Regions from separate parts of the Mus musculus genome. Here all the other regions are linked to region 1. A link is a loop called in an ENCODE intact Hi-C map of the cell type or tissue named here. Cell type or tissue: left cerebral cortex. All regions are shown on one strand. Each heading gives the region's core, and the rest is flanking DNA. Links, peaks and the distances in the headings are about the cores only. Region 1 holds the start of Gm26873 (a long non-coding RNA gene). Region 2 has its middle 22 kb from the start of Lnpep. Region 3 has its middle 45 kb from the start of Vmn2r90. Region 4 has its middle 4.1 kb from the start of Mir99b. Region 5 overlaps Lnpep (leucyl/cystinyl aminopeptidase). Region 6 holds the start of Lnpep (leucyl/cystinyl aminopeptidase).

Evidence for each region. Peaks named below come from ENCODE experiments on the same cell type or tissue, not always from the same donor. Only the 100,000 strongest peaks of a DNase experiment are listed, where the experiment ranks them.
Region 2: it touches region 1 in a loop (11-fold over the local background); 39 of 42 quality-filtered maps call a loop at or near these places.
Region 3: a loop joins it to region 1, with 7 times the contacts of the local background. A loop is called at or near these places in 25 of 42 quality-filtered maps.
Region 4: it touches region 1 in a loop (4-fold over the local background); 2 of 42 quality-filtered maps call a loop at or near these places.
Region 5: it touches region 1 in a loop (5-fold over the local background); 30 of 42 quality-filtered maps call a loop at or near these places.
Region 6: a loop joins it to region 1, with 3 times the contacts of the local background. A loop is called at or near these places in 10 of 42 quality-filtered maps.

What each region holds. Positions count from the first base shown.
Region 1 is chr17:17,392,187-17,397,075 of GRCm38, reverse strand. Riok2 (RIO kinase 2) reads right to left here. Exons shown (of 10, transcript NM_025934.2): 10 at 2,177-3,621. The coding sequence ends at 3,457. It overlaps Gm26873 (a long non-coding RNA gene), which reads left to right and starts at 383. Exons shown (of 2, transcript XR_003952270.1): 1 at 383-1,993; 2 at 2,887-3,227. In left cerebral cortex, for the core only: CTCF peaks have their summits at 2,532 (motif pointing left) and 3,892 (motif pointing left); DNase peaks (open chromatin) are centred at 2,554, 3,580 and 3,990.
Region 2 is chr17:17,644,082-17,648,970 of GRCm38, reverse strand. It overlaps the pseudogene Gm7513. Among named protein-coding and RNA genes, the nearest start is that of Lnpep, 22 kb to the right of the region's middle. In left cerebral cortex, for the core only: a CTCF peak has its summit at 3,032 (motif pointing right); a DNase peak (open chromatin) is centred at 3,040.
Region 3 is chr17:17,746,560-17,751,448 of GRCm38, reverse strand. No RefSeq gene overlaps it. Among named protein-coding and RNA genes, the nearest start is that of Vmn2r90, 45 kb to the right of the region's middle. In left cerebral cortex, for the core only: a CTCF peak has its summit at 1,907 (motif pointing right); a DNase peak (open chromatin) is centred at 1,899.
Region 4 is chr17:17,823,605-17,828,493 of GRCm38, reverse strand. It overlaps a transcript of Spaca6 not described here. Among named protein-coding and RNA genes, the nearest start is that of Mir99b, 4.1 kb to the left of the region's middle. In left cerebral cortex, for the core only: no CTCF peak of the experiment used is centred there; DNase peaks (open chromatin) are centred at 775, 1,159, 1,565, 2,351 and 1 more place; H3K4me3 peaks cover 2,461 bases; H3K27ac peaks cover 2,466 bases.
Region 5 is chr17:17,565,156-17,570,044 of GRCm38, reverse strand. It overlaps Lnpep (leucyl/cystinyl aminopeptidase), which reads left to right. Exons shown (of 18, transcript NM_172827.3): 7 at 1,611-1,724; 8 at 3,231-3,362. Among named protein-coding and RNA genes, the nearest start is that of Lnpep, 57 kb to the left of the region's middle. In left cerebral cortex, for the core only: a CTCF peak has its summit at 2,763 (motif pointing right); a DNase peak (open chromatin) is centred at 2,776.
Region 6 is chr17:17,621,956-17,626,844 of GRCm38, reverse strand. It overlaps Lnpep (leucyl/cystinyl aminopeptidase), which reads left to right and starts at 2,356. Exons shown (of 18, transcript NM_172827.3): 1 at 2,356-2,451. The coding sequence starts at 2,433. In left cerebral cortex, for the core only: a CTCF peak has its summit at 2,197; DNase peaks (open chromatin) are centred at 1,687, 2,198, 2,800, 3,366 and 2 more places; H3K4me3 peaks cover 3,113 bases; H3K27ac peaks cover 2,964 bases.

The DNA.
Region 1 (4,889 bases), core at 371-4,370:
CTGCATGACTTCCTCTTTTACATCCTGTCTTTCTCAGTCTGTCTATTTAACCAAATCCCTCTCCCACAGAGTACTTTCCCCAGGAACACTTCCTTGCACTCGTTGTTCATCTGCATCAGTTTGGTACCAGGCTTTTTCTCCTAAGGTTGGTCAGCTTACTCATAATTTGTCTGAGATGATGTGCCAACTACAAATTATTATCTTAAAAACCCATGTACTTTCCCCTGGTAGCTTTACACTACCAAGGTTTTGGAAAACAGATCTAGGAATAACATAATTTTTTTTACCTCTTAATCGAGGTTACATAGAATTATAGTAGTGTTTAAATAGTCACTTTCTTTTATTAAAAAAAGGGGGGGGAGGCATATATTATGATACTCATGTCAAGCAACAAATTTGTATTATGATGTATACTTAAGAAAGTGCATTGATACTAATTTGTTATGTAATGTGTGTGTGTGTGTGTGTGTGTGTGTGTGTGTGTTGTAAGCTAAAGGTCAACACTGTCTTCCTTTGTTGCCTTTCACCTTACTGAGAGCTCCTCTTGGTGAAATGGAAGCTTGCTGTTTTGGCTAACCTGGCTGGCCCGCCTGAACCAGAGACTTACCTCCTTCTGAATCCTCAGCACGGCAGCACTGATTCACAGACACGCAACAGTGCTTGCCTTCTCCTATACAAGGGTGCTAAGGATTGACATTTAGGTCCTCATGCTTGAACAGCTAGCATTTTAACCTACGAACCAACTCCTTCCTCTGTCTAATTTTAAACAATTTAACATGTTTTAATGGTATTACTATCTATACTTTACAATATTGAGGTAAAAGACTTAAGGACGCTAGTTTTTTAAGTTCCTGGGCTTTGGAACTATCCCCATACTCCTGGTTATCACACAGCTCTGAGGTCCTCTAGATACTTTTTTTTTTTTTTTTTGGTTTTTTCGAGACAGGGTTTCTCTGTGTAGCCCGGGCTGTCCTGGAACTCACTCTGTAGACCAGGCTGGCCTCGAACTCAGAAATCTGCCTGCCTCTGCCTCCCAAGTGCTGGGATTAAAGGCGTGCGCCACCACGCCTGGCTAGATACTGACTTTTAACCTCCAACGGTGTTAATTCAGTTGTGCTAAGACAATATTACATATTGCAAACCAATGGCAAATTAAGATGTAGCTTAATGCTCTACATTCTGAGGTACAGAGGACATGGATAATGGGCTTCTGCCTATCCTGGAGGTGGCTGCTAAACTTGGAGATAGCAGCAGAGATATTAATTGGGTAGCTATTTGTCAGAAATTTTACCAAGTACGCGACGAAAAAGAATAGTTATTTTAAGTTGCACTCACCCTATGATTAATACCCTCTAAATATTCTATGGTTCTGGAGTTCAAAGCCAGCTGCATGTTGAATAGATCAGTGGCTACCAATACCAGGTTAGCACAAATATAAGTTACATGTTGCATAGAAAAAAGCTTGTTTAATGGGAACGAAGTCAACTATTAAAGAAAGTGGAAAGCAAAGCTTCTCACAGAGATGTTTTGGTTTGGGTGGACACTGACCTTGGGCTTCAACCATGCTAACCCAGTGTAAATCATAATACTAGAAAGGATCACAGCTTGCGTTTAATGAAATAGAAAAGATGGTTAGTCTAGTTAATTTTCTTTAGTAGCTTTAAGGGGTATATTAGTAATTTTAGCCTAATAAATCCACACCATATTTGAAAGTACATTAATCTTTCTTTGCGTTTTTTTGTTTGTTTGTTTGTTTTGTTTTGTTTTTTTGGAGACAGGGTTTGTGTAATCTTGGCTCTCCTGGAACTCACTCTCCAGACCAGGATGACCTCAAACTCCAATCTACCTGCTGATTGCCACCATGCCTGGCTATGTTTTTATTTACTTACCAGACAGGGTCTTTCTACATAGCTCTGGCTGTCCTCAAAGTGTGTAGACCAGGCTGCTTCCTGAGTGCTTGGAATTAAAGGAAGGCACCACCACCCCGGCTCTGGTAAGGGTTTTGTGATACAAAAGTAAATGAAAATACACTCTACCACTGTGTTACGTGTCCAGTCCTTTTCACAAATCCTCTTCCATCTAGTCTTCACAACTCTGATAGACACTATCACAAACCATATAAATCAAATAGAAACAAGCTTCTTATGTAGCAGTAGTGAAGTAAAGCCAAGAAAAATGAGGTCAAACACTTTTATTCCCAATCTGCTTTGGACATAAGAAAAACGTATTACAAAATAAACATTCTGTGGTCTTATTAAACTATCTTCAACATCAGTTTATGTTATAGAAACACTTTTAGCAGAGTATAAAAAATGAGTATCTGAGCTTAAACTACATTTTAAAACAGGGCTATATCAACACTTCCAAAAATCAGTCTAATTTTCAAAGAAACTGCACTTGACATATTCATATATCCAAACATTTAAATGCGCTTAGATAGTGATCAGTTACAAATAGTCAGAATGAATTTTGCTAAGGTAAAAGGGAAGCTGGTGTTTTTATCATGTCACTGCTGGCAAACACTGCCATCTGGTGGTCACTTCTTGCTGAAGACGATCTTCTATTCGAGATCTGCTCAGGGAAGCTGAAGGGACAGTGCTTGTATACTTACACTCACTTCCACTGACTGAATTAGAATGCGCTTGAGGGATGAATCACACCAGAGTGTTGTTCTAGAGACTTGTTAACACTGAGGTAGGAACACATCCTGGAGTCATGCATTCTCTCTCTCTCTCTCTCTCTCTCTCTCTCTCTCTCTCTCTCTCTCTCTCTCCCTCCCTCCCTCCCTCCCTCCCTCCCTCCCCCCACTTCTGCTGAAACCTGGGGAAAGCTGACAACTGCAAAAATACTGGTAGGAACCTAAACTTCCTTTTCCCACGACCACAGGGCCAATGAGAACGGCACCAAAAGACCCGCTGCTGCTCGTCTACCCATTACTGATTCATCTCCACTCCAGAAGTCTAAAGAAACAGAAGACGATCAGTTTCACTCCAATGGTCAAATAACTGTGTACTGACTGTCTCAGGTGATCCTAAAGCCAACTCACCAATGTAGTAAAAGCCCAAGTGTGACCGACTGAAGGAGAAAAGAGAGAACTACAGATTGCATTAAGTTGTTCTATTATTTATTACATGTAAATCCAGAATCTGAGGCAAGTCATTTTTCTACCTGTTTAAGGCAGAGTCTGAACATCACAGTGAAATAAAAATGATGTCCATGTTTTGCAATTACTGCCAATGAAGTTTTTTTCACACGTTATTTTATATTTAAATTAGTTACCTGAAAAATTTTAAGAAACAGAGTGCTTGGCAGATTTACTATTAATCAGACCTTGGAAGCTCTGAGTCTAAAGAGGCTTTATTTCCATAATTTACTGGCTTTGGTCCAAAAAAGACCAATATACTGGCTAAAAATAAAATTATAGCATCTAAAAAAATAATACATATCAGAAATCTATTAGTCTCCCCAAAAGCTGGCTGCTTCCAAACTCGATTTAATATTCTGCATGTTTTCCCTCCGCTGCTTGGTAAACACATTGGCTTCTCCTTTCTGCAGCCGGCGTCTGGCAGCCGCCTTCTGCTGCCTTGTCAGCTGACGCTTCACCTTCTGCTTCACCAGTTCCTGCAAAGATCTTGTGAATTAGTATCACTGACAACCATCTTGATAAGGAGCAGAGAAATCATTATCAAATTATTATCCAAGATTTACACTGGTAGTATCTTTCAAATTTACATGTTAAAGATGAATTTTAAGAATCCTAAGGACACTATATGAACTAGTAGATAAAACAGGAGAAGCTGTTGAAAGTTTTTAAAATTTATATTCTTCCCAGAAATACAGATTATACAGCAAAAGTGGTCAGTTTAAATTATCAACTGCTAGAGTGCCACCTAGTGACCATTATGAACAATGAGTTGGGGGGAAAAACCCGTCTTGGTAAAACACATGATTTTGTAATTATTTGCTCGCTCCCTCCCTCCCTGAGGTAAACTCTCCTGTAGCCTGGGTGCCCTGGCTGGCCTTAAACTGGACCGTAGTCAGATGGCCTCGATCTTCTAGCCCCTGCCTGCCCTTCCAAAGGCTGGAATTACGTAGCCAGCCCTGTGGTGCTTGGGACAGAGAAGAGGCCTGGGGGCGGCAGTCACGCATAGGAAGTCCTCACAGAGTATGCAGATGCAGAGCACTGTCTCATAGTTAACAACCACAAATGCCATATGTACAAATCACATGACTGAAAACGTTTTTTTAAAAAATTCAGTTCATAATGACTTTTGGTTTCTCTTATAGCCCAATTCCAAACAATGTACAAATCCTACACGGTAATTTTTTGTGTGTAAGAAAAACCTGGGTACAACATGAAGTAAAATATTGTGTTATTTTAGCAACTACATGGAAATCATCACTTGCTGTTAAGAGTAAAAAGGTCTCCCATTAGCTCTAGCCACATGTATGTATAAAGGCAACAATTACTTAATTCTGTTTCATGTTTTCAAGAACAGAATTTACAAATGACTATTGTGTTTATAAATTATAAGTTTATGTATAGCATAAGAGCCAATAAATAGGAATGATAAAAGAATTAAGGAGGGAACAGATTTTATGATACAATTTTAAGGAATTTAAGCCCTTTTTGTCTTTATATAAATTCCAAAACCACCACCACCAAGTCCACTGAGGTAACTGTTTTCTTCTGTCATCTTTACAAAACAGAAAAGAAGCAGTATGAGAAAAGTGTCAGGAGGCGTTGGCTATGGCCTGCCATCCTAGCAGCTGAGAGCAGAGGCATGAGGAGCAAGGGTGGATGAAAGGAAGCAGAGCTGGGAAGGGAAACTCTGCTCAGAATATAGTGTACGAAAAAAAATGATTTTCAATTAAAAGTTTAAAGACAA
Region 2 (4,889 bases), core at 619-4,618, 250 kb before region 1:
GTGTAGGACCTCCTTGAGTTGGGTAATAGCATCCCGTGTCTCTCGGTGTCCCAGCTCCTCCTCAGTCAGCACTTTCACGATCTGGGAGAAGTGCTGGATGAAATTCTGCTTTTCTTGGTTATAAACATCCAATTTCCGGTTCCCATTCATTCGGACAGAGCGCACGCCTTTAGTCCCAGCTCTTGGGAGGCAGAGACAGGCAGATTTCTGAGTTCGAGCCAGCCTGGTCTACAAAGTGAGTTCCAGGACAGCCAGGGCTATACAGAGAAACCCTGTCTCAACAAACAAACAAACAAACAAAAAATGCTCTGTTCTTCAACGCAGATTCTCCCGGGCCAGAACAATCTCTTTAGTGGAGGCTAATATTGCACTGAATTCATTAATATCACAAGTAAATGAATTTAAGCGCCCATTATGTATAATGTAATTTTCTATTTGTCTATTTTACAATATTTAATTCTAGACGGAACATATAATATTTGGATTTTTTCCTTTTCTTCTGATTTTGCCATTTTTATTTATTAGCTATTTTCTGGCTTTTATTTATTTGGTTTCTGTTGGGAATCTTAATTTTTTACAGGTTTAAACGTCTGCATCCATTTCTGAATCAATGAATAAGAGCTGTATTTGAGAAAGCAATAAAATTTTTAAATGTAGCTTATATTTATTTATATAAAATTCTTCTATTGTTATCCTAAATAACCTTTTAAAATATATTTACTATACATTGATGGATATGTTTGTCCAAGTTTATGTATTTGAATGATACTGGGGCAAGTGTCTTGTGAGTCCATGAGAGTATTCTGGGTTCATTAGAACTAGAGTTATAGTTATAAATTATAACTTATAATTTGTCTGGTATGGGTTCTGGGAACTCAACTTAGACCTAATTTAAAAGCACCAAGTGCTATTAACTAATGAGAAATCTTTCTACCCTTCTGAACTCATATGGATATTTGTCTTATGTCTGTAAAATTGAGGACCATGAACTTAGTTATGCTAATTGTCTTATTAAGTTAGGTGTGTTAATCGTTTTCCTTTTTTTTCAGAACTTTTTCTATGGGGAGCTTTACAGAGCATAATGTAAAATTGTCTAATTTTAAGCTTATTTGATTCATATTGTATAACATATGAGATAGCTAATATTATATTACATAATTATATTACATATAAGCATATATTTATATAATTGTCTCATTTTAGGTCTATAAGATTCATATTATATAACATATTATAGATAGTATTACTATATTATATATCATTATGCACATGATATATAATATATCACATAAAATATACATGGTTATATATGATATAATCATTATAGTAATAATATGGCATAAATTATGGTATATTTCATAGAGAGCCCTAACATTTTTTAGTGAAAATTATTCATATCTCATAAGTACTTGTAGTGTTGTTTTGTATTGTGAAAAATCCAGTAGTTTGTGGAGCTGGCTTTGTTTTAGTTCAAGGAAATAATGTGGTATTCAGTGTACCACGCACTGGTGTGGTTCATTTTTTAAAATGTTAATTACATCTTCCTGTCAAATTTAAACTTTATACAACTAAATAGCAAGGTAAGTATTTATATACCCTCTTTCACTGAATGCCAAGGGAGACATAACTGCAATTCGATGGTTAGTGAAGAATGTGAAAGATCACTGGTGGGATTCCACTGCACAGAGAAGGGAAGCCATATCTTTTGGAAGAACAATGTAAATGGAAGAAAACATGGTACAAAGGCATACTAAGTAAGAATCGAATAAAAGGAATTGGCAACTCAGCATGCTTCATAAATTCCACAGATTACATATCGCTTACAGAAGCTGTACTCAGTGTCAACCCAACAGAACACATGCACTCGTGATGAGTACACCTGACACTGAGGTATTTGAAACACCATTGTATTACTTCTGAAGGCATATCTAAACTCCATTGACAACAGTACATGAAATTGCTTGAAGATCTCTGAGTTTCTTGCCTCAGTATAGCAGAACATACACTCTTAAGTAGAATGGGATTTTTAAGAACACAGTAAAAACGATAGTATTTTCCCAATATGTAGCAGTTGGCTATAATGAAGATTGTCACAGAGATGTGCTGTAACAGCAGTGGAAACTGATTTCTGAGAGGCAATGTCCCTAGAGATTTCATCTCAGGATTACTTCTTGCAGCTGATATGCCTTTCATGTGACTATTATATAGCCTCAGGATGCCTGGGCATTAGCCTACCCTATTAAGCAAATTTCCTGTAGATCAACATATAGATAAAATTTCATGAATTACTACTGTTCGGAAGAAACAATGATTTTATAGGATGCCTGATTTGACTCAAATAATTTTAGGAACAAAATTTTAAGAGATGGTTTTAGTTGTTCTGACATAAAGATATAGTAAAATTAGAATCAAGAATAGAATGTTGCCCCCTCCTCATAAAATGGTAAAGGCTGCATAATAAGGAATACAATGAGCTTTCCAAATTACATGAAAATAAGAAATAGGCTTGGGACAAATTTGGGATCGAGGAAAAACATTTATTCTAGGTCAGATCCAAGGATGAAGCCACCGGTGTGCACTGTAATAAAGTAAGGCCATGTAAAAACTGTTGCTTTGAATTTATTTATACTGAGCATACAGAATTGAAACATTGCTTTGAACTTGTTATTGATATCCGTCTGTAACTCCCCTTTTATGTTACATTTTATTTATGAGAGCATTCTCTCTTATGTAAAGAATTTTTGTCTAAAAGTTATAAAAGGCTTATAGCAATAAAGAAAGGCAGTATAGGCACAAAAAAAAGTCACTGCTGTAGAATATACTTATAAAGTCGTTATTCAAGCATTCAAATTAGAATGATCAATAAACCTTATGAATTATAACTGAATCGTTAACTTGATATGCCTGAAATTCAAGCCTACCCATAACCCTTTTGTCTTAGGTCTCAGTTATGTGTCTAGCCTACAGAATTGTTTTCTTGAGTTGTGGGTTTGGGCCAGGCTGGTACTTTCAGATCCTCTGCAGTTACTCTTGCTGCCACTAGATGGAGCGCTTGATCCTTTTGCTCCCATCACTCAAGCGACTATGTCCTTTGACTCTTAGGTGACTTTAGTAGGAATTGAGCCTGCTACACTAGAATTACCCAAAGTTGTTTTTGTTCTGGTGTTAACTAGATTGATCTTATTCATCTCAACACAACTGCAATTTCAAAAAAAGATTTTAGTTAGAATACTATAAATGCAAGTTTTATTTCTATGTCTTTTGATGTGTTGGATATAAGCTGAGGATTGATACCTACTCCTTGGGATTGTTACCTACTCCTTAAAGCAGTAATCATGCACACAAGGCGATGCTGCACACTGAAAGAGGTTAAGTGCAGTACCATGAATAAAATGTAGCAATATCTAATGTAAAGTGTTTTTGATGACTTGTTAGGATAAAATAGAGGTATTTCCACAGTTCTTCAAGATTTAAGGCATTCTTTGAAGATGATCATATGTTGTGAGCATTCAACGTGCAGTTCATTTGTACACCAGCCCTCTGCTCAGTGCAAGGAGGGCAGATGTATGCCATTACGTACAGTTTTAAGGAAAATATTTTTATTTGACTTTTTAAATAGCTTCTATTTGTGACAAATAGGTGGAAGCTTAATCTCTTCTTATTTTAAGAATATTTGGCTTAATTCTGGTCTCAAATGTTTCTTCATTTACACAAATCTCTGTACACTTTAAGATTTTATTTATGATTTATTTTCCTTTGTGTTTTTCCTATGTTAAATTAATTTATTGAAACACATTGTTCATACCTTAATGTCCTAGTTGGAGCCAATGCAGTATGATGGAGAAGTTATCCTGAACATTAGTGTATCTTCTGGAATAGATTTATTATCACTGTTTTTGTAATTGTCAAATATATACAAAGCTGATATTTAATGTTCATATAAGATTTTATTGCTTGGCCGGGAGTGGTGGCGCATGCCTTTAATCCCAGCACTTGGGAGGCAGAGGCAGGCAGGAAGATTTCTGAGTTTGAGGCCAGCCTGGTCTACAAAGTGAGTTCCAGGACAGCCAGGGCTATACAGAGAAACCCTGTCTCGGTTTAAAAAAAAAAAAAAAGATTTTATTGCTTGGAAGTCATCCTGTATTTGTTCTAGTTCACGACACTATGTAGTTATAAAATGTATCAAAACTTTGGGACTGACCCTACATCCACCAATGAACCATTTCCTTAGCCTGAACTAAGGCGCCTCAGTGTGGTGATTCTCCTCCACCATGACTTTTTCATCCATGTAAATCTCACCTCTGGACTTCACTGCCTCTGGGAAGATTGAGGTCTTAGTCAGAGATGCTACACTGCTTCATCCTGTACACCAAGGTCCTAGAGCCACAAATACACCCTTTAGCCAGAGGAAGATTTGAGATGCAAGAAACCAGGAAAAAGTCTAAACAAAATAAAAGTTTGCATGAGTTGGGTAACTCTGCTCATCGACAAATTGTACTGCTAGTTCCAGAGAAACTGACAGCTGGCCTCAGATAATATGGGGCTATCAGATATCCAAGGCTAAGTTAGCTGATGGATTTAGAGGATTTTTTTCTTTTTTTATTAGATATTTTCTTTATATTCATCTCAATGCTATCCCGAAAGTTCCCTATACCCTCCCCCCACCCTGCTCCCCTACCCACCCACTCCCACTTCTTGGCACTTGGCACTGGCATTCCCTTGTACTGGGGCATATAAAGTTTGCAATACCAAGGGGCCTCTCTTCCCAGTGATGGCCGGATTTGAAGGATTTTTTAAAAGGCACATATGAGAGTCTTGATGGTGAAACAAGGTAAGTGATTTATAATCTTTGTGATTCTTATGAGCTATATCTCTGGTCAACAGCATGC
Region 3 (4,889 bases), core at 282-4,281, 350 kb before region 1:
TCAGTGACAAAGACAGACACTACATCAGAGTAAAAAGCTGGAAAACATTTTTCCAAGCAAATGGTCCCAAGAAACAAGCTGGAGTAGCCATTCTCATAATGAACAAAATCGACTTTCAACTAAAATAACACACACAACTATGGTTTACGTGAGAAGAAGAGATGCATGGTTATGACAAATAAATATGTTTAAGAAGAAGCCAAGAAGGACGGGATCCACATGAACACAGCACCAGTAACATAGGCAACTAGAAGAAATGAAAACAAAACCAAATACTCCAGACTATTCACCTCAATATGTCAAATGACCCCTCCACAAAATGGTTTTCAGTTGGAAAAGACATGATATCAAACTGTATTTAGGTGCAGCAGATTCTAGTTAAAACATTCCAGGTCTTAAGTAGTTTTGGAAACCTGAGTATATAATGTCCTCTAAGACTTTTGCTGTCCTTGGAAGGAACAAGGGAAGTCTTTAAGATACCCATGCCCAAACTAACTCGTAACATCTATGGTATCTACCCTGAAATTGACTGAAGTAAACACATTGGCCCTTCTTTGTTGGATGCTGAAAATCTAGAAAGGAAAGCCAAATAGCAACATCATATTACAATTTATGGTTATCAAATTACACCAGATTTTCAAAGAAATAATAAAGATTTCATTTGTTCCTTCTCCAACTCCTTCACCCTTTCTAAGACAATCATATACTACCAATACCCATTCCATGATTGAATACATTAAGATTGAAAGAATTTAAGAGTGAGTTCTGAGATTCTTAACTGTGGAAGAAGAGGACAAATGGGTACAATGGAGGATTCAAAGTACAACTGACCTAAAAATCAGTGATACGAGAGAAACAGATGTATAAAAGTTGGGGTCTTAGACAGATGCACTTAGCACATAAAATGAGCAGAGTGCATAGAAACAAACAGTTATCTAGGACTAATTGCTAGTCTGGGTCTTTTGTTGTTCTATATCAATTTGAGGATTTTCTTTGTATTTATGTGAAGAATGAGATGAGGATGTTGATTGTGATTTCACTGAATCAGTAAATTGTTTTGGTAGGAAGGTCTTTTTTCACAATGTTAATTCTACCAAGCTGTATGTTTGAGAGGTCTTCAAATTCAAATTCACATAGTGATATGTGAATCTTTTCACGATTTTTACTGATCAAATAAAGGCTAGAGCCTGTGATTGGGCAGCATAGGTTAAAAATGGGATGGGAGGTCTGAAAGAGAGAGGAGGAAGAGAATATGGAGCAAGGGTATCATAGCTGGGAGATAGTTTGGTGTGGTGATAGTGCTGCCTGATCTAGACTTATAGCTTATAAATTTAATAACTGAAGTGTGTGTTTTTAATACGGGTTTATTGGGGGTGAAAATTACTGCAACAACTGGTGCACCAATGTCTCCCTTGGAACCCTCTAATCTGAGATAAAAGTCCTCCCTCCCACTAAAAATAAATAAATAAATAAATAAACAGCTAGGTCCGTGCTTTAAAACTGCAGCCCTGGATAAAATAATCACTGAGTGAGTTTAAACGGTTTACAGAGAGCTACTGAAAAGCTCCCTCGTCAAGTCACAACGTGGCTGGGCGTTCCTGGAGCCTATAAGAAGGACCAAGGACCAAGGACTCAGGGGTGATATTCCTGTAGAACGGCTGTTGACAGCTGAGATTTGACAGCTGGCAAACAGTATTTAACGTTCTAAAGCTTTCTCACAGGCATAGCGAGCTTATCTGGGCATCTTTGCTCCAGGGAGCCTTCCCTTGCAGGCTTACCCTGATTTTCCCCCAAGTCTAAACAGGATGCAAGACAGTCAGACGGGCTCTACCAACTGAGATTGGTGTGCAAATGCAGCAGGAAAAGGCAGGATAGTCCAAAAGTGAACTGCAATTTCCCGAGCTGAACAGCAGAGGGAGACAAAGGTACAACAAGCTCTGGATCAGGAAACAAGATAATTTTCAGATACTTGAATTTATGAAATTTCTAGGCAAATGGATGTACTTGGAGGGCATCATCTTGACTGAGGTAACCCAATCACAAAAGAACTCACACAATATGTACTCACTGATAAGTGGATATTAGCCCAGAAACTTAGAATACCCAAGACATAATTTGCAAAACACATGAAACTCAAGAAGAAAGAAGACGAAAGTGTGGACACTTTGCCCCTTCTTAGAATTGGGAACAAAACACCCATGGAAGGAGTTACAGAGACAAAGTTTGGAGCTGAGACGAAAGGATAGACCATCTAGAGACTGCCATATCCGGGGATCCATCCGGTAATCAGCTTCCAAACGCTGACACCATTGCATACACTACCAAGATTTTGCTGAAAGGACCCAGATATAGCTGTCTCTTGTGAGACTATGCTGGGGCCTAGAAAACACAGAAGTGGATGCTCACAGTCAGCTATTGGATGGATCACAGGTCCCCCAATGGAGGAGCTAGAGAAAGTAACCAAGGAGCTAAAGGGATCTGCAACACTATAGGTGGAACAACAATATGAACTAACCAGTACCCCTTGGAGCTCGTGTCTCTAGCTGCATATGTATCAGAAGATGGCCTAGCCGGCCATCAGTGGAAAGAGAGGCCCATTGGTCGTGCAAACTTTATATGCCTCAGTACAGGGGAACACCAGGGCCAAGAAGTGGGAGTGGGAGGGTGGGGGAGTGGGTGGGGGAGCATGTGGGGCACTTTTGGGATAGCATTGGAAATGTAAATGAAATAAATACTAATAAAAAAATTAAAAGAAAAAAAGAAAACTAATCTCAGCTGGTCAGTAGTGGCACACGCCTTTAATTCCAGAATTTGGAAGGCAGAGGCAGGCAGATTTCTCAGTTTGAGGCCATCCTGGTCTACAGAGTGAGTTCCAGGACAGCCAGGGCTATACAGAGAAACCCTGTCTCAAAAAAACAAAAAACAAAAAACAAAAAAAGAAAAAAAGAAAAAAGAAAAAGAAACAACCCCCCCCCCAAGAAATAAAACCAAAACAGAAACCAAACAAAAAAACAACAAACCCAACAACAACAAAAAACCCTAATCTGAACGATAAAAGTGTTGCAAAATTCGAGGAGTGGGTGGGTGTACACCCTCATAGAAGCAGGAGAAAGAGGGATGGGATTAGGGGTTTCCTGGGGGTGGGAATTGGGAAAAGGGATAACATTTAAAATGTAAATAAATAGAATATACAATAAAAAAGAAAGAAAAGGAGAAACACTAAATACCTTTGGATTTTATGAAGGATATTTTGAATGAATGAACAGGGATGGATTTAAAAGAAGTTGACAGTTATAATTATTACAATATTAAGTAGCTTATCTTCTCAGGAGACAAAGCTCTAGATAAAAATTATAAGCCTTAGGAAAAGGGTTAGAGGAAACCTTGGATAAGATGTTAGAACAAAAGATGCAGAATTTCATAGATCAGACTGAATGGCAAAGAGGTAACGATAAAATTTCGGGGAAGAGTCTAGAGGATAATTTACTAAAACTAGTAAATCCAAACAAGATAGTGGCTATAATATCAGAATTACTACACAAAGAGAAATTACAATCATGGAAGCAGGGTCCAGAGTAGAAGATACAGGAATATATAGAGTAGAATGAACAGCACAAAGAGAAATTTAAGACCTGACAACATGGCCTAGAGAAACCACTGGAACTAAAGATGAAAGGATTCATGGGTCAAGTTAAGCAACAGAGAGAGGAGAATGAAAGTTACAGATAGGAGCTGGAAAAGATGCTAGAACAAATGATGCAACAGCTCACAGATCAGACTCAGTGGTATAGAGAAAATAATGAGAATTGGAAGCAAGGATTGGAGAAGAACCTTTTAAAATTAATCAAAACTAAATAGCAGAATATCAGAATTATAAAGAAAAAATGTAGAAGCAAAACCTTGAACAGAGAGTACACGAACTTACAGAAAAGGAGGAATTTAAAATATCAATTAGGGAAAATACTCAGCTAGAGACAGAAGATAAAAATAGAGGAAGCCAACCAAGGGTTGTTAGAAAACAAACTTTAGTTTATCCAGTTAGTCTACAACAAAGACCACCATACGATGATCATCCACAGGGTTATCAGGAATTCGAATGGCAACCTTGGATGTGTTAGGACTCAGAAAATTTAAGGAGAGTACCACTAATTTTGGAATGCATTCACCATTTATCAAACAAATCCTGACTTATTGGGCTACTAAAAATAGAATAATCCCCCAAGACTGGAAGGATACGGCAAAAGCAATACTAGAACCCACATCATACTTACAATGGTTTTTATGGTGAAGAGAAGAGGCGAACGAGATAGCACAACAAAATTGAGCCAGGGGTAGAGAGATTTCCAAAGACCAGCTGCTTGGTGGAGGCCAGTAGAGAGATTTCCAAAGACCAGCTGCTTGGTGGAGGCCAATTTGCAGAGATAGCAGTGCAGGCTGTATTTGATGAAGAAATCTTGACCTTGTGTCTCTTGGCAGTCTTAAATGCTTGGGACAAAGCTGCAGATTCAGAGAAAAGATTTGAACCATTTTCCCAGGGCATTCAAGGTGCAAAGGAAGCATTATCTGATTTTTTGCAATGGTTGACTTCTGCTGTGGAGAAAATGTATATAGAATCCATCAGCAAGAAAGGCAATAATTGAACCCTTACCTTTCAAACACTTGAATGCTGAATGCATTGAGGACAAGGGCAGGATCAATAGATGAGTGAATTAGATAATACAGTAGATTTTAGACCTGGTTTGCCTGATATGACCTTAATGGGAGAAGCTGCTACTAGAGGCCTTGAAACAACCCAAAATTTCAGATGTCTTAATTGGAGTGAGCAGGATCATTTCAGAATAAACAGCAGAGAAAACCAAATTAATCTCAAAAGGGAGCCCATGCCTCCT
Region 4 (4,889 bases), core at 259-4,258, 430 kb before region 1:
TGGTTCAAGGTCACTGCCCCAGGCTTGGGTGCATCTCCCTTGGGTTCACAGGCTTGCTTTGAGGAAGGGGTAGGCGCTCGACTTCTCCCTGGGCATGGGTCCCCTCCCCCTCTTTGCAGACCCTAGGGAGCCCCCAAGGGTCAGAGAGCAGACCCAAACAGTCTGGCACCATAGCAACCAACTGGTCCCGCCCCCTTAACCCCTGGAGGGCTGGACTCCAGCTGGGGCTAAAAGGGGTGGGGGAAACCTGGTTCTCAGGAAGGAGCCCCCCACCTATGCCCCAGTCCAGGCAGAGAAGAAGAAAAATGTCTGGGGCCCTGACTCTTGGGTTCTGAAGGAGGAGGGGATTGGGGTTGGCCTATGCTTATGTGCAGGAGGTGATGGCTGGAGAGTGGACTCCTTAGTCAGAGGCAAGAAGGAAATGGGTGACCCAGACACCTGGGTCCTGGGCAGACCGCAACCAGGGCTTTGGCTTGTGGAATCTGGGCAACGGCTTGGAAGATAGACCCTGAGGGAAGAGGAAGCTGAGACCCGGAATCCCCGGTCCTCAGAGCAACCTGGACGCTGGGCCTCTCTACTACCAGACAGCCCCTGCCCCAGGCGCTGACCCGGGTCTGTCTGGCAGCCCAGACAACCTCCCCCTCCTGGCACCCTCCCACTCACACGGCTCACCCTTGACCCCGCAAAGCCCCGCAGCCCCATCTCTGCCCCTCCCCCTCCCTTCCAGCCAGACGTTAACCCTTAGGGCGCTGGAGGCACCTCCAAAGCCAGACAGTTTTCTTCCACCTCCCCTGCGGTCTCTAGCATCTGGTCCCTTACACTTTGGGATCCTGCAGCCTCCCTCTAGAATCTAAGAGATCCTTCTAGCTTCTGAAACCCGGGGACCCTAGAATCTAGTCTCTAGCTCCTTCCAACAAAGATTCAGAAGTCTGGGTTCCCAGCTCTCCACCCTCCCTCCCAACCACCACCACCACCACCCCCCTCACACACACACACACACACACACACACACACACACACACACACACACACGCCACCACAACCACCACCACCACTTCGCTATCCAAGCCAGAAGCCAGAATTCCAGGCCCAGGCTAGCTGCCTCCTCCCTTGGGGACCCTGGAGTCCGGCCCAGGTCCCATCCCCCTCCGGTTCCGCAGACTCACCGCTCCGCAGCTCCAGCGTCGCTGAGACCCAGTGTCCTCCTCCAGCCCCAGCCCCAGCTTCTCCATCCTCTCCCTCCTCAGCCGCCCGCGGCCCCTCTTCTTCCTCCCGCCAGCCCCGCCATCCTCCGCCCCCGGTCGCCCGCTGCCTCCGGCCGGTGCCTCCTCCCGGCACTGAGCGCCCGGGCTCCCCCGCCCTAGACCCCGCGGGCAGCGTGGCCTCGGACCGGCCCCCTCCCCAGGGGGCCCCTGCCCGGCCCCTCCCCACCGCCCAGCCCAGTCCGGCCTGGCTTCCTCCCACCCCCCTGCCCCGAAGCTGGCCCGAGTCCAGGGGAAAAAATTCCATCCAGCCCTAGGGAGGAGGAGCAGGGTGGAGGAGGGAGCGGGAGGGGAGGCCGGGCTAGGGGAACATGACGCAGGGAGAAGGGAAGGGACAAAAGAGAGGCCGGGAGGCAGTGGAGGCAGACTCCCTCCTTCCCTCCTCCTCCTCCGATAGTGTCCGTTCAGTCTCAGTAGCTTTCTACCCTTCGATTCCCTTCATCTCTCCCCCCTTCCAGACTCTAAGCCTCCTCCCTCTTGTCTGCCACCCCTATGTCATTCTTTTTTCTGGTTTTCCTTCTATCTGCCCTTTCAGCCTTTCACTGTCTGCATCTTCAACCATTTTGCTAGCGAAGGTTCTTGCATTTTCTTTCCGTTTTTCTCCCTTTCTGGATGGGTGTGTTCTCCCTCTCTTCTCCCACTCTGCACCTTCTCCAACCAGGGGCTGCATTTCCACCCACCCCTTTCGCCGCGTCGCCGCCCCCCCCCCCTCCTGCGCAGTGTTCCTCCCCTCCTCTGCACTGGAACTCAAAGGTGAATCAGACCCCCATATCTGCCCTTGCACACGGAGCTCACGGTCTGATGGAGGAATCAGACCCAGCCGCAGACTGTCCGGGGTGGTGGAGGGTGCCTGAGGTGCGGGGGTGGGGGTGTCGAGACCAAAGACCAAGAAGAGAGGGGATGGGTGGAACGGCAGATAGAAACCCACCCTACAGCAGTCTGCAGACGATCCGCCAAGAAGGCGTGGTTGCTGGTGCGACCTTAAAAAAAAAAAAAAAGTTAGATCCAGTTGTTGAAGGTAGCAAGCAGTAAGGGAGGTCCTATCCAAGGGCACAGTTTAGGCAAAAGCCCAAAGGCAGGATCTAAGGTGATAGCAGAGGATAACAAAGAGGTCCACTGTGATTAGGGACCAAGAGACCGGAAGCTCAACCCAGACTAGGGTGAGTGGGCGGGCAGTCCCGAACGTGTTCAAGGCCAAGCTCAGAATGAAGTTGCTTGAAGCTAACTATGTGCCTAAGAGCCTTTTGAGAAAAGAGGAGGAGTTGGGCGCAGATCTGACTGTCAGATCTCTCAGGGGATTTGGGTGATCTGGAAAGAAAGATTGTGGATTCTGAGGAGTCCTCCTCTCTCCTTGGCAGTGGCTAAGACCAAGGAGGAAGGAATAGAGAGGAGAATGTAAGGGTTTGTGGGTACTTAGGGAGAAAAGGAAAAGAGACAAGCAGAAAGCGGGATTCTGAAACGGTGGAAAGAGAGAAGAGACCAGAGAATATAAAGGTGAATACTGTGGGCAACCTATCACAACCTAAGGACATTAGTGGGTAGATAGGAAATTGTGTATGGCTTTGAGCATATGCTGCACTACCATTTTTCTCCCCGGGTAGGGTCACTTTTATTTTCACCTTTTTAAATGAAGTACTCCAAAGTTGCCTTATATTCATTCATTTAAGTGACTACTTACCATTTTATTTATCCATAACTTATGAAGTGAAATAAGAGACAGGGTCTTTTAAAAACATGTATGTCTATTCAAATATTCATATATATATTCAGAGGCAATTTAGTACAGTTGGTAAAAACATGCTAGGCAAGATTTCTGCTCTCCTATCCCCTCATAATAGTTGTTGGGCTTGTTTTTATTATTGTTGTTGTTTGGTTGGTTGGTTGGTTGTTGTTTTGTTTTAGATAGGATCTCACTATGGCCTGAAACTCACTTTGACAAAGATGCATATGAGTAAAGGTGCCCACAGAGACAAGGAGAGGGAAGACATCAACTATCTGGAACCTGGAGTTAGGCAGCTGCAAATCACTCAGCATGGGTACTGAGAACTCAGCATCAGTCATCTTCAAGAGCAATGCATGTTCTTAAGCACTGAGCAGTACTTGATTTATTTATTTCTATTTTATTTATTTAAAGTCTCACTAGGTAGTCTAGACTGGCCTTTACCACAACTCTCCTACTTAAGATTCTTAGGGTTTTCTTTCTTACTATTCCTAAACTGTAAATTAAACTTTATCATGAACATACGTGATAAAAGACTAGGTATATTCTATATGAGGTTCAGTACTAACGGTTTCAGATAAAGATGTTGGAGCATATCTCATTTCCCCACCAAGAAGAGGGAATACTGCAGATGGGATTGGCAATCACTGTACATACTCTGTTGAAAGAAAACAAGAACATTTCCCAGGTTTCGTAGTCTCTATAAAGGCTCACAACCTATGGGTTGTAACCCCTATGGAGATTGAATGATCCTTTCACAGAGGTCATCTATGACCATCCTGCACATCACATATTTACCTCACAGTTCATAATGGTAGCAAAATTTCAATTAGTAAGTAGCAATAAAAATTGTTTTTATGGTTGGGAGTCACCACAACATTAACTGAATGAAAAGATTAGGAAGATTGCATTAGGAAGATTGAGAATCAGTGCTATAGAGACTATTATTTAACACAAATCTTATTGTCTGAAATAGATATTAGTCTCCATGTAAAAATTAGGGAACCAGGTTCTGCCATGAACCTGGAGTCAAAGTCAGGGCCTCGTGTATGACAAACCCTGAGGACTCTACCAGTGAGCTAAAACCTCAGCTCACTAGGGCTTGGTGTTCTCAATAGGTAGAAGCCCAAAGGACTTATGCTGTATCTATGAAAATATGCTGGCACTTGTTACATTTTTACTTCTGTGCGTAGATTCACAGGTGCTTTAAAAGTACCGTTTCTCAGTTTCTACACATAGACTAGGTGTCCTGAATTGTTGTATCCCATCCATAGTCCTGCTGGTCCCTTGTCCTGGCTTAGATGCAACTGGATTCCATTGTGTCTGATAGAGCACTCTTTGAGGGAATAGCCTGCCTCTGAGTCACCCCTTAGTCCTGAGTATCACTCAACATGGGTGTGGTTCCGAGCAGGGATCAGGAAGATATTTGTTAAATGAGTGAATGGAGCGATAGGTGGATGTCAAGTAGGTTATTTAGAGATTAGTCTGTCACTTGTTTAAGCCAGTGGGATAAGGGAACACAATTCTTGAGACATGAAGTCTTTATTCTCATCAGGAAGTCATGGGGACAACTACTGCTCTTCTCTGCTTCAGAGAGTTCTAACTCACACAGAACCTAAAAGTCATATGTGAAATTCCTACATAGCCTTGAAACTCAGGACCCAGCATTTGTATCACGTGTCTCCAACCCCTGTGGTTCAGAATCTGCCACTTCCATCAGCCCCTGGGCGTCAAGTGCCATTTGGTAAGATGGCTTTGCAAGTATAACCATGGATATAGTCCCACATATACACATAATTAAAAGATTTTTTAGTGTACTTTAAATTTTAAATGAATTCATCAGTTAAGGGCTAGTAAGAAGATTTAACAGATAAAAAGCATTTTCCATGCAAGTGCAAAATGCTGAG
Region 5 (4,889 bases), core at 528-4,527, 170 kb before region 1:
CTGTATTTGAAGAAAGACTAGAAAGTGCTGTGGCCAGTTAACTTTGCCTCAGACATCATCTATAGATGGCTGTGACCCTTGGAAGAACTTTTTAGCAAGCTGATATATCAAGTATATACTTACTGCTATACATGAGCTGAAAGAAAAGTGGTCTTTTGTGAGATTTCTTCTAACTCTGTAGAATCTGTTTTTTATTTTATCTTCTGTTTGGGGCTTATAACTTATCTTCCTGTTAAATGGTTTTTAAGATACTACCTTTGAAAAATAAATGATTGCTACTCTCAAATGTAATTGTTTGTTTTATTAATAATGTATTTTTTGCTACTGTTGTGAAATAAGCCCCATACCACATTGACAAATTTGCATACCCCATGACCACTTTTTTTTGCAAATGTGGGTGCATGCATGTGCATGTGTGCTTGTGTGTGTGCATGTATGTATGTCTGTGTGTGTGTGTGTTTCTGTCTGTGACAGTGCATCAGGAGTCCTCTTCCAGCACTCTCCACCTGTCCTGAGGCAGGATCTCTTTCTGAACCTAGAATTCATATCTTAGAGAGGTTGGGAGCCAACAGACCCCAGTGATTTACCTGTTTATATGTCTGTAAAACTGGGATTGCAGACAGTTTTTAGAGAATTACATGGTGGCTTCTTACATAGGTGCTAAGGTCCAAAATTAAGTCCTCAGGATTGCAGGGTAAGTGCTAATGGCTGAGCCATATCTTCATACCCAAAAGTATTTTGAACATATGTTATTTAGGAAGGTCTCTTACCTTTTTCCTTCTTCTTATTACTATATATAAGAAACCATTGAAAGATTACTCTGACTTCTTTTGTGCGGTGTGTGTGTGTGTGTGTGAGAGAGAGAGAATACATACATACATGCCAGGTTTCTATAGGAATGTTACTTAAATTTTAGTCAGAAAGAATCATGTGTTTTGAACCTCAGGTAATGGAAGAAAAGCATGAAATCCAGGCAGATCCTCTGACAATAGGAAAATCTTTACTTGTCATGGATGATTTTATATATATAAATTGGAAAGTAATCTTACAGAGTTGATATTAGATCAGATAATTTCATTATCTAAGGAGTTTCACTTTAATGAAGCAGCTTAAAATTTTCATTACAGCCAGGCGGTGGTGGCACATGCCTTTAATCCCAGTACTTGAGGGGCAGAGGCAGGTGGATTTCTGAGTTCGAAACCAGCCTGGTCTACAGAGTGAGTTCCAGGACAGCCAGGGCTACACAGAGAAACCCTGTCTCGAAAAACAAAAAACAAAAACAACAAAAAAAGCCATTACCTATATAAAACATGTTGTATATAGCATATGTTAAAAATTCACACATATTTTAATAAGTAAATATAGTCTTTCCTGCTTTTTCCCCCATTCAGTTTAGGTAAAATGTTGAACTTTTTATTTTACTTCTAAAATCAATTTATACAGCTTTCAAAATCCTTTCTTTTTTGGGATAGTTTGTATAACTTTTATAAGACTTTAATTATTCTGGGTATAGATTGTTTTAAGATATTTTGATTATCTTCAATTAGCCTGATAGTCCATTCAATTAAGAAATTCCTGAGTCCTGCTGGTGACGAATTTGTCTCTTACAGTGGTTTGGAAATCTGGTTACAATGCAGTGGTGGAATGACCTGTGGCTAAATGAAGGCTTTGCCACTTTCATGGAGTATTTCTCTGTGGAAAAAATATTCAAAGAGCTCAACAGTGTAAGTACTGTGTTTCTTTGTCCTATGAGGAGGGAATAGCCACATTATAAGTTAGTATTTACCATATATTTTCTACATATTTGAGATAATTTGAAAAAAGTTAAAATCAGTAATGCTGGAGACTTGACAATGAAACCCACTCTTGCATATTGAAGTATTTCATTAAACATTAAAATGATTATTTTTTACTTTAGGATGATTATTTTAACTATTACATTTTATTTTATAAGATGTGGTCCTTTTGTTTGAAGGAATGCAGATAAAATTGGAAAATAACTTAAATACTTGTATAAAAAGAAATGAAATGAAGACTGGCTTCATACTGCTTTTTATATTGTCACTGAGTGCATTCTTTCAACAGTTCTTAAGTAACATAAGTTGCTTAAATAAAGAAACAAGGGCGGGAGATATGGCTAAGCAGTTAAGAGCACTAGTTGCTCTTCCAGAGGTCCTGATATCAATTCTAAGCACATGGCTCACAACCATCTATAATGTGATCTGATGCCCTCTTCTGATGTCTCTAAAGACAGCAACAGTGTACTCATATACATAAAATAGAATCTTTTTTAAAACCAAACAAATAAATTACTATTGCTGCATACAAACCATGCATTTGTTTCAAAGATTGAATACCATTCTGTTAAAGAGAGGTATTGTGCTGTGAGTGTGTCATTAGAGACTGGAGATACTTCCTGTACTCAAGGATTTTCAGACACCATAGGTCATAATTTCATAGGCATTGCTGAAATAATTCAAGTATTATTGGGTAGCTGAAGGGAAGCACAAAACATGTGCCTCTCAAACTATAGGACAGTCTCCCACATAGTATTGTCTTCAACCCTAAAATTCTGTGACTTGCTCTTAGACGCTTACATACATTTTTTAGGTATTTATAAGAAGTATTCTTGGGAGTTTTTAGTTTGACATTTCTGTATATAGGGCTTGATTCCGACTGCAAGTAATTTTTAGTTGAGATACGAAATAGGTAGTTTAAATAATGTGTGCTACTTAATTAAACATTGAAATACAGAGTCTCACCACTTGGGGGTGCTGAGAACACTTTAAATTCTAATATACATTCTAGGGACACTCTTGGCTGAGCTCTCAATGCTTTCAGAATAAGAGTTGTATTTTCTTTTAAGTAACCTCTAAGAATTATATATCACTTTAATAGAAAATCAAGGTAAGGACCCCATTTCTGCCCTAAGTTTCAATTTCTGTTTTAAAAGTCTACTTTAACCTTTGTTGAATATTTATCTTGGATATTCAGATTTGGAATTTGCCTCTGATAGTCAGAGATTCTCAATTTTACAGTTATGCTCTCTTTTCAGAAATGCAGATTCTCACATGCCTCAGTTCTCAGTGCCGTTTTAAGCTTAAGGAACTGCATACAATTTACTTCCATTTGTTTATATGCTGCACCTTAGTGAGCCCAGGTGTTTTTCATTCTGTAGCAATTGTGCCTTTATATCGGTCATGACTTCCTACTGCTTTATCTTTTGCTAGTATGAAGACTTCTTAGATGCTCGATTTAAAACCATGAGGAAAGATTCCTTGAATTCGTCTCATCCAATATCATCATCTGTTCAGTCTTCGGAACAAATAGAAGAAATGTTTGATTCTCTCTCCTATTTTAAGGTATCACTGTGCACAAAGAAATGTACTTTTACTAGACTTCAACCTTATTTTGTAGGTCAGCAAACAGCGTGATTCACATTACAGACTGAACAAGCGTTGCCTTTGGTATCCTATTGAAGTTTTAACTGTTTAAATTTTAAATATGTAAATCTGTTTGGTCTTAACGTTTGTGTTTCTGTCTCCCTTTTAGTCAGTGTGACTAGTTTTCAGGCAGTGAAGCAGATCATGTAAGAATTCATCTTTCAAAGTTAGTTTTCTCCCTGGATCTGTCCGTAGAATGTGTGCTTAGAAGAGCATCCTAAGCAAAGCCCTTTATTGTGGTACTCAGAATTGAGGTATTTTCTACAATCAAGATCACCAAAAAAAATTAAGCATAAAAAGTTATTTTAGTAATTGACAGTTCTCCTTCAGGATGTGAAACATTAGACACCAGGACAGTGGATGGAAAGTAGAAGCTGGCTTCATTCTGAGCAGGTTGGAGAACAGAGGGAGTGTGGTACTGGTATTACCTGAATGGATGCTGTACAAGGGTGATGCTAAAGCTTATGATTGGTTGTCAGAGTCCTTGGATAGTAAATCCCTCTGCTAGATAGCGAAGAAAATACATTAAGTGTGAGGATAGAAACCATACTATCAAAAAGCTCAAAATTAGGAGGTAAATACATGTGAATGAGCAAGAGAGGCTGTGTGTGCTGAAATAGTACAAAAAATGTATGCATGTTGAAGAGAGAAGCCAAAGAGCACAAGGTAGGGCAGATATGGACTTTGAAGAGGAGAGCCAGGAGGGCTGATGTCTGGGATTCAGAGATGGAACCAGGCTTAGGAAGGTAAGAAAGAAAGCATGAGCCCAGCTACAGCAGGTCCTGAGTGCCATAAGAAATCGATGATGTTTTTTTAACATAAGGATGATTTGATTAAAGTTAATATTTAGAAAATTTAAATTGGATTCAGTTAATAAAGTTGATTCCGAGACCACAAATGGGACATGACACTGAAAATCAGACATGCAGAGTGAACGTTTGCAATGAATGGTCATAGCAATGGGAAGAAAACAGATCTAAAACTAAAGGGAGTTTTGTACTTGAAGGACTTAGTGACAGGGTAAAACAGATAAAGAAGGAGGCAAAAATGTTGTCTGGATTAAAGCCTGATGAAGTAAATAATAGTACTTTTAACAAGAAATTAGGAGTTTAATGTGAGTATACAGAGGCACTAATTTTTTCTTATCTGCAGTTTTTCTTTCAGGCTTCAGTAAACTATTATTAGCCATCTTAGGAAAAATACTAAAAGGAAAGACCAGAAAAGCAGTCTGTAAATTTTAAACTACATATCATTCTGAGTAATATGTCCTGCATGGGCATGAGCCAATTTTCCAGTGTAACCATGTTGTATATGCAACTTCTCAAATTATCACTAAATACCATCTCAGTTCCCAGATTAACTGGCTCAATTAGGGCTTGTGGTCAGTTATCTTTTATTTATTAATGATTCCTAATGTACAAGAGTTATGTAGCTGCCAAAGCAAAG
Region 6 (4,889 bases), core at 293-4,292, 230 kb before region 1:
TTTACTGTTTGCTTGTATTCCTGAATAGCAAAGATGAGATGCAAGAGATTGGCAAAGAAATAGGTAAAAAAAAAAAAAAAATCTCCTGATTCTCCCAAATTTATGAATGCAAATTGTGAAACACTTTAGCACACAGTCTCAGAGCTGAAAATTTAAAAACAAAACCCAAGGTAATGTGATTCACACTTAAAGTATGATAGACTGTAGCTTGCTGGTGAGGTGAGGTGATTTATCATGTTGTGGAGTTTTAAATAACTGCTACTAAGTGCTCTGGCACCAAAAATAACACCAAAAGAACAAAACACGACCTAATAGGGAAGAGTTTCTTAGCTAAGCAATACCAATGTGAAACAGGCTCATTTGAACAAAATCCATGAATACAAGAGTTCTTGTGGTTCATTTTCTACTTTTGGTTCGGAATTGCTCCGATATGGGGACTAGCCTAAGGACTCAGCCTATCTTTCACACAGTGAAAAGGCAGTAGCAGCGTTGAGATATGATGTCATGAACATTTGTACTGAGCACAAACAGACCAACTGGAGACATTCATTATAAAGACATTCAGTGGAAAGGTTTCAATGTGGGCAGTAAATTAGAAATATAAACATTATACTGTACTTATTTAATATATTGTGTAACGATTAAAAATGAGGACATAGCCCTAAAAAAATGAATGAAAAAAAAAACCTGCCCCACTGATCTTGTATTCTTGATAAACAATAAGCCTTTTGACAGCTAAGAGTGCTCTGAACATAATGGCAGGAGGAATCTTTATAGAACCCACTGTGTTTGTTGCTATTTTAGGTGTGTGGTCAGAGGATTCTCTGTAGGGGTGACATTTGAGTTAAGAAAATGACAGGAAGAAGTAAGCAAACAAAACACAAAGCTGTGGAACAATTTTGCAAGGAGGGTTTTGTTTTGTTTAAAAAAAAATAAGTAAAGGTACGGTTAACGATGCTGAATAAATCGCGCCAACTTCTAGGAGCCTTATGAAAGCTTCGGGGCCATTAAAGGGCGAGAATGTTAATGAGGTCCCAGAGTTAGGTAAGGAGTTTAGTGGTTACTCCAAGTACAGTTGGTTTTCACAGGGCGTTGTAAAACAGGAGTGGAACGTAGTGGATGTAATACAATCGACCTCTTAAAAACACTGCACTTCGGGTTTACTTCTTTGAACGTAGAATTTCCTTATCGATCGAACATCATCCCTTTCTCCTCTTTCGCCCAGGATATTTGTACAGGTTTAGATTTTGTTTGCACGGGTTGACAGCCTGGGAGGAGGAGTGTGTGACAGTTGGCTCGCGCAGTGAGGCCAAGGCCTAGCCAAGTCGCCGCAGGGGACGAAGCAGTGAGTGGGGAGGAAAGAGGAGCTGTGGCTGCGGTTGGGAGGGATGGGGGAGCCTCTTCGCGGGGTGTTGACTTCCGGCAGTTGGAGAAACAGGAGCTAGCAGGAGCTAACGCGGTCTCTACGTGTCTCGTAGGCTGCCGGGGACCGCCCCGATTTGGCACCGGAAACAATGGGGCCCGAGGCAAAGGCGCGAGTACTAGGGGAAGGGGGAACTTGGCTCCCTCCGGTCTAGCCCCGCGGAATCAGGCCGTGTACCCTGAAGGCTGGGAGCAGCCAACTGCTGGTGTCGAGTAAGGACAGGACTAGGCAGGCGGGCCTCTCTGCACACAACCTCTGCGCGCACGGTCCGTTCTCCTACACCCCGCTCCGGGTTTTGAGATCTGCTCGCAGTTCTAAGCCCAGCCCTAAGCAAAGGGCACCGATCGACTCCCGGGCCCCTCCCTTCCTCTGGCCTCCGGCTTTGCTGCAGCAGCAGCTGCTGCAGGGCGTTCTGCTAAAGGAGGGAAGTCGGGCCGACCACCGCCGCAGGGCTTGCTCCGGCGGTTAAGAAGAGCGCCGCCCCGGGCTAGCCCAGCGTAGAGGCCGACCCACCCTGGGCCTTGTCTTGCTTTCAGAACGCGAAGGGCGACAACCCCTCTGGCGACAGCATCACCGGCCGCATTTCCGGGCTCAGTACTGGGGTGGCCGCACCCGAAACACGGCCGGATGCAGTAGTAGGTGTACCAGTTGTCTGAACCGGGGTACTACAGCTCTGCGGCACAGACAGCGCGGCGGCTAGAAGTGAGCTCCGGGGGTGGGGCTCTAAGCCCCGCCCCAGCACTGCGCTCCTCCCCGCCGCCCCTGGGCGGAGTGGGCCTAGGGTTGAGCGATGCTTAGCGTCCACGCCTCAGTGGGTCTTTTGCAGCAGTTGCGAAAACCCGGAACGAAGGTGTTGTTGCCGTGCGGCGGAGCGGCGCCGCCCCTCGCCGCACCTCCCCGGCAGCCCTCGGAGGCCTTTGCTGGGCATGCTCAGTCGTCAGGACCGCTTCGGCTCTCGGAGTAGGAAGCTTGGGGCGCTGGGCTGGTAAGGACCCGCGGCGGGGCGAAGATGGAGTCCTTTACCAATGGTGAGTGGCTAGCCCGAGTCGCGGATTCCCGGGCTCTCAGGGTCCAGAGGGTCAGATGTGGCAAGGGGGTCAGGCTGCAGGCATCCCTGCCAAGGGTTTCCCAGGCGGGCCGGGGGGCGGCAGAGGGGCCAGGGTCGGCTGGGGCAGGCGTGAAGGTCAGCCCTCTCCCGGGGGCCAGCCCCGAACCTCCAGGTGAGGTAGTCGGCAAAGTTTGGGATGCTTGCGCGGTGGAGGGGGCGGCGGCAAAGTTGGCAACGGCGTTGGTCCTGGGGGAAGCGGCCGCGGCCAGGAGAAGCTGCGGCCCCGGCGAAAGCCTACTCGTGCGGGGAGCCTGGAGCTGTCCGCCCGTCCTTCACCGAGCTGTCCGCATGCCTTTCCGTAACAGGGCGGGGTGGGGCCGCGGCTGGCAGCGTGATTTAGTGCACTGCAGGGAAGGAAACTTACCGGGGGCTGGCTAGTACTGCTCGGTGTGGCGAAGATGCCGCCCCGCATTGCCACCCGTCTGCCTACCGCTGCTCCGCAGGTCGACCAAACTTCTTTTTACCAGCTAGTGATGTTTGATCTTCTAGTTAGAGATCCATTGAATATCAATGGCCCTTGTTGGGCTTATATCATAAGGTGGCATGGGTGTGTGTGTGTGAAAGTCAAAGCAGTCTGTGTCCAGAAAATAGCCACGGCCCTTTACTTCATGGCTTTTGTCTGGGCTTGTAGTGCTTGAGTCTCAATATAGAGGTGAGATGATGTCTCACCATTTTATGGTGTTTAAATATATGGATTCCACTTTAGGATGGAAAGTAGGAAAACTGCTAATAAAGGGTAGGGCTTAATGAGATTAGAGGATCCACTTTCTACTTGGCATGTGTTTCCAGTGTGGTTGGTTACTTCAGGTAGGTAGAAAGTCAGATTAATGGGAGAGAAGCATATTATTGTTGGGAGGGGGGTCGCATGCCACTTAAGGAACTGGGAAGGGGGAGGGGACACCCACTCTATCCACTCTAATGCCTAGGCTGGACTTTGTTGTGTTCTTTAACATTGTTTACCACATCGCTGGAGCTGTGACCTACTCATTATGTTCTCCTTTTCCCTAATTCGGGATGCTTTATTCTCCTGCCATCTTTCTGTCTGCAGTGTTTAATTAGGCTTAGTAATGACAGCTTTAACTCCAAATTTCTTTCTCATATGTGTTCTATTTGTAATTACCAAGTTTCTAAGAATAGTCTGGTAAACTTACTCAGAGAATTAAGGAAGATTTGAACTGAAAGGCACCATAGAGACCATCTAGGATTTGAGTGTAAAATGTGCTTAAAAGAGGTATAAAATTTTCCAAGACGTTTTCTTCCTTCTAGGCAGAATTATTGGAGCCTCCTTGTTTTAAATATGTAGGTAAGATTTTTAATTATGAAATCTTACCCAATTGAAAACAAGAATGAGTCATTTATTTAGTCAGGTTTTTCCCTGGTTGATTTGTTGAACTTCCCCCCTACATAATTAAAGTACATTTTCACACCATAAAGTTAAAATCTTTTCTCCTCCCATAGAATATCCTCCTTTAGATATATTTACAAACTGTCTCATTTGGGAAGACCATGGAGAAATCCTAGAGAAAAGAGGCAAAAGGTCAACTTTTCTAGTTCTTTTCTGTCTACCAGTTTTTCACAGTTGGTGTTGAAGGCTGATTGGCAATGTGTCATTTCAGTTAATGCTGTCCTCCTTTAAGAAGGAAAGCAGGAACTACATATAACTCTGATACTGCTAATTTAAGGTGCTTTGAAGACTTTAAGGCGGAATAGGTATTTAAAACTTTTAGAAGTTTGCTGTAGAATTTTCTCGTGTTCGAATACTATATAGTGTAAATTGTACTTATTTTTGTCATCTTACAATCTATGATTGAAGGATTTATCAAGCTTGTTTGTTTGTTTGTTTGTTTTTCAGGACAGGGTTTCTCTGTATAGCCCTGGCTGTCCTGGAACTCGCCTTTGTAGACCAGGCTGGCCTCAAACTCAGAAATCCACCTGCCTCCGCCTCCCGAGTGCTGGGAGTGCTGGGATTAGAGGCGTGCGCCAGCACGGGCCGGCCTGGATTTATTAAGCTTAATATTGGCTTTTGTAATTGATCCTCCTTTAGTAAATCTTTCTCATTTACATGCTCTTGAATGTCCCTGCATAAAGAGGTGTGTGTGTGTATAGATGTATAATAAAGTTTCAGTAGCTCTGAGCCCTTGGCTTTCTTAAAATACTGTCAGCAGTTCATTAACTGACTCACAAGTTCATAAAGTCGAGGAATTTAGTCTTGTCATTCCAACCTTCAGAACTCAGTGATTTCAGTAGCATTTTCTATGCTTTCACTATTTGCTGTGCAATGAGTTGCTATGGTGGCTCATTTTCTTGAGCCCTGTTCTCTGCCTGAAATAATAGGTTCATGTATTAATAAATATCTTG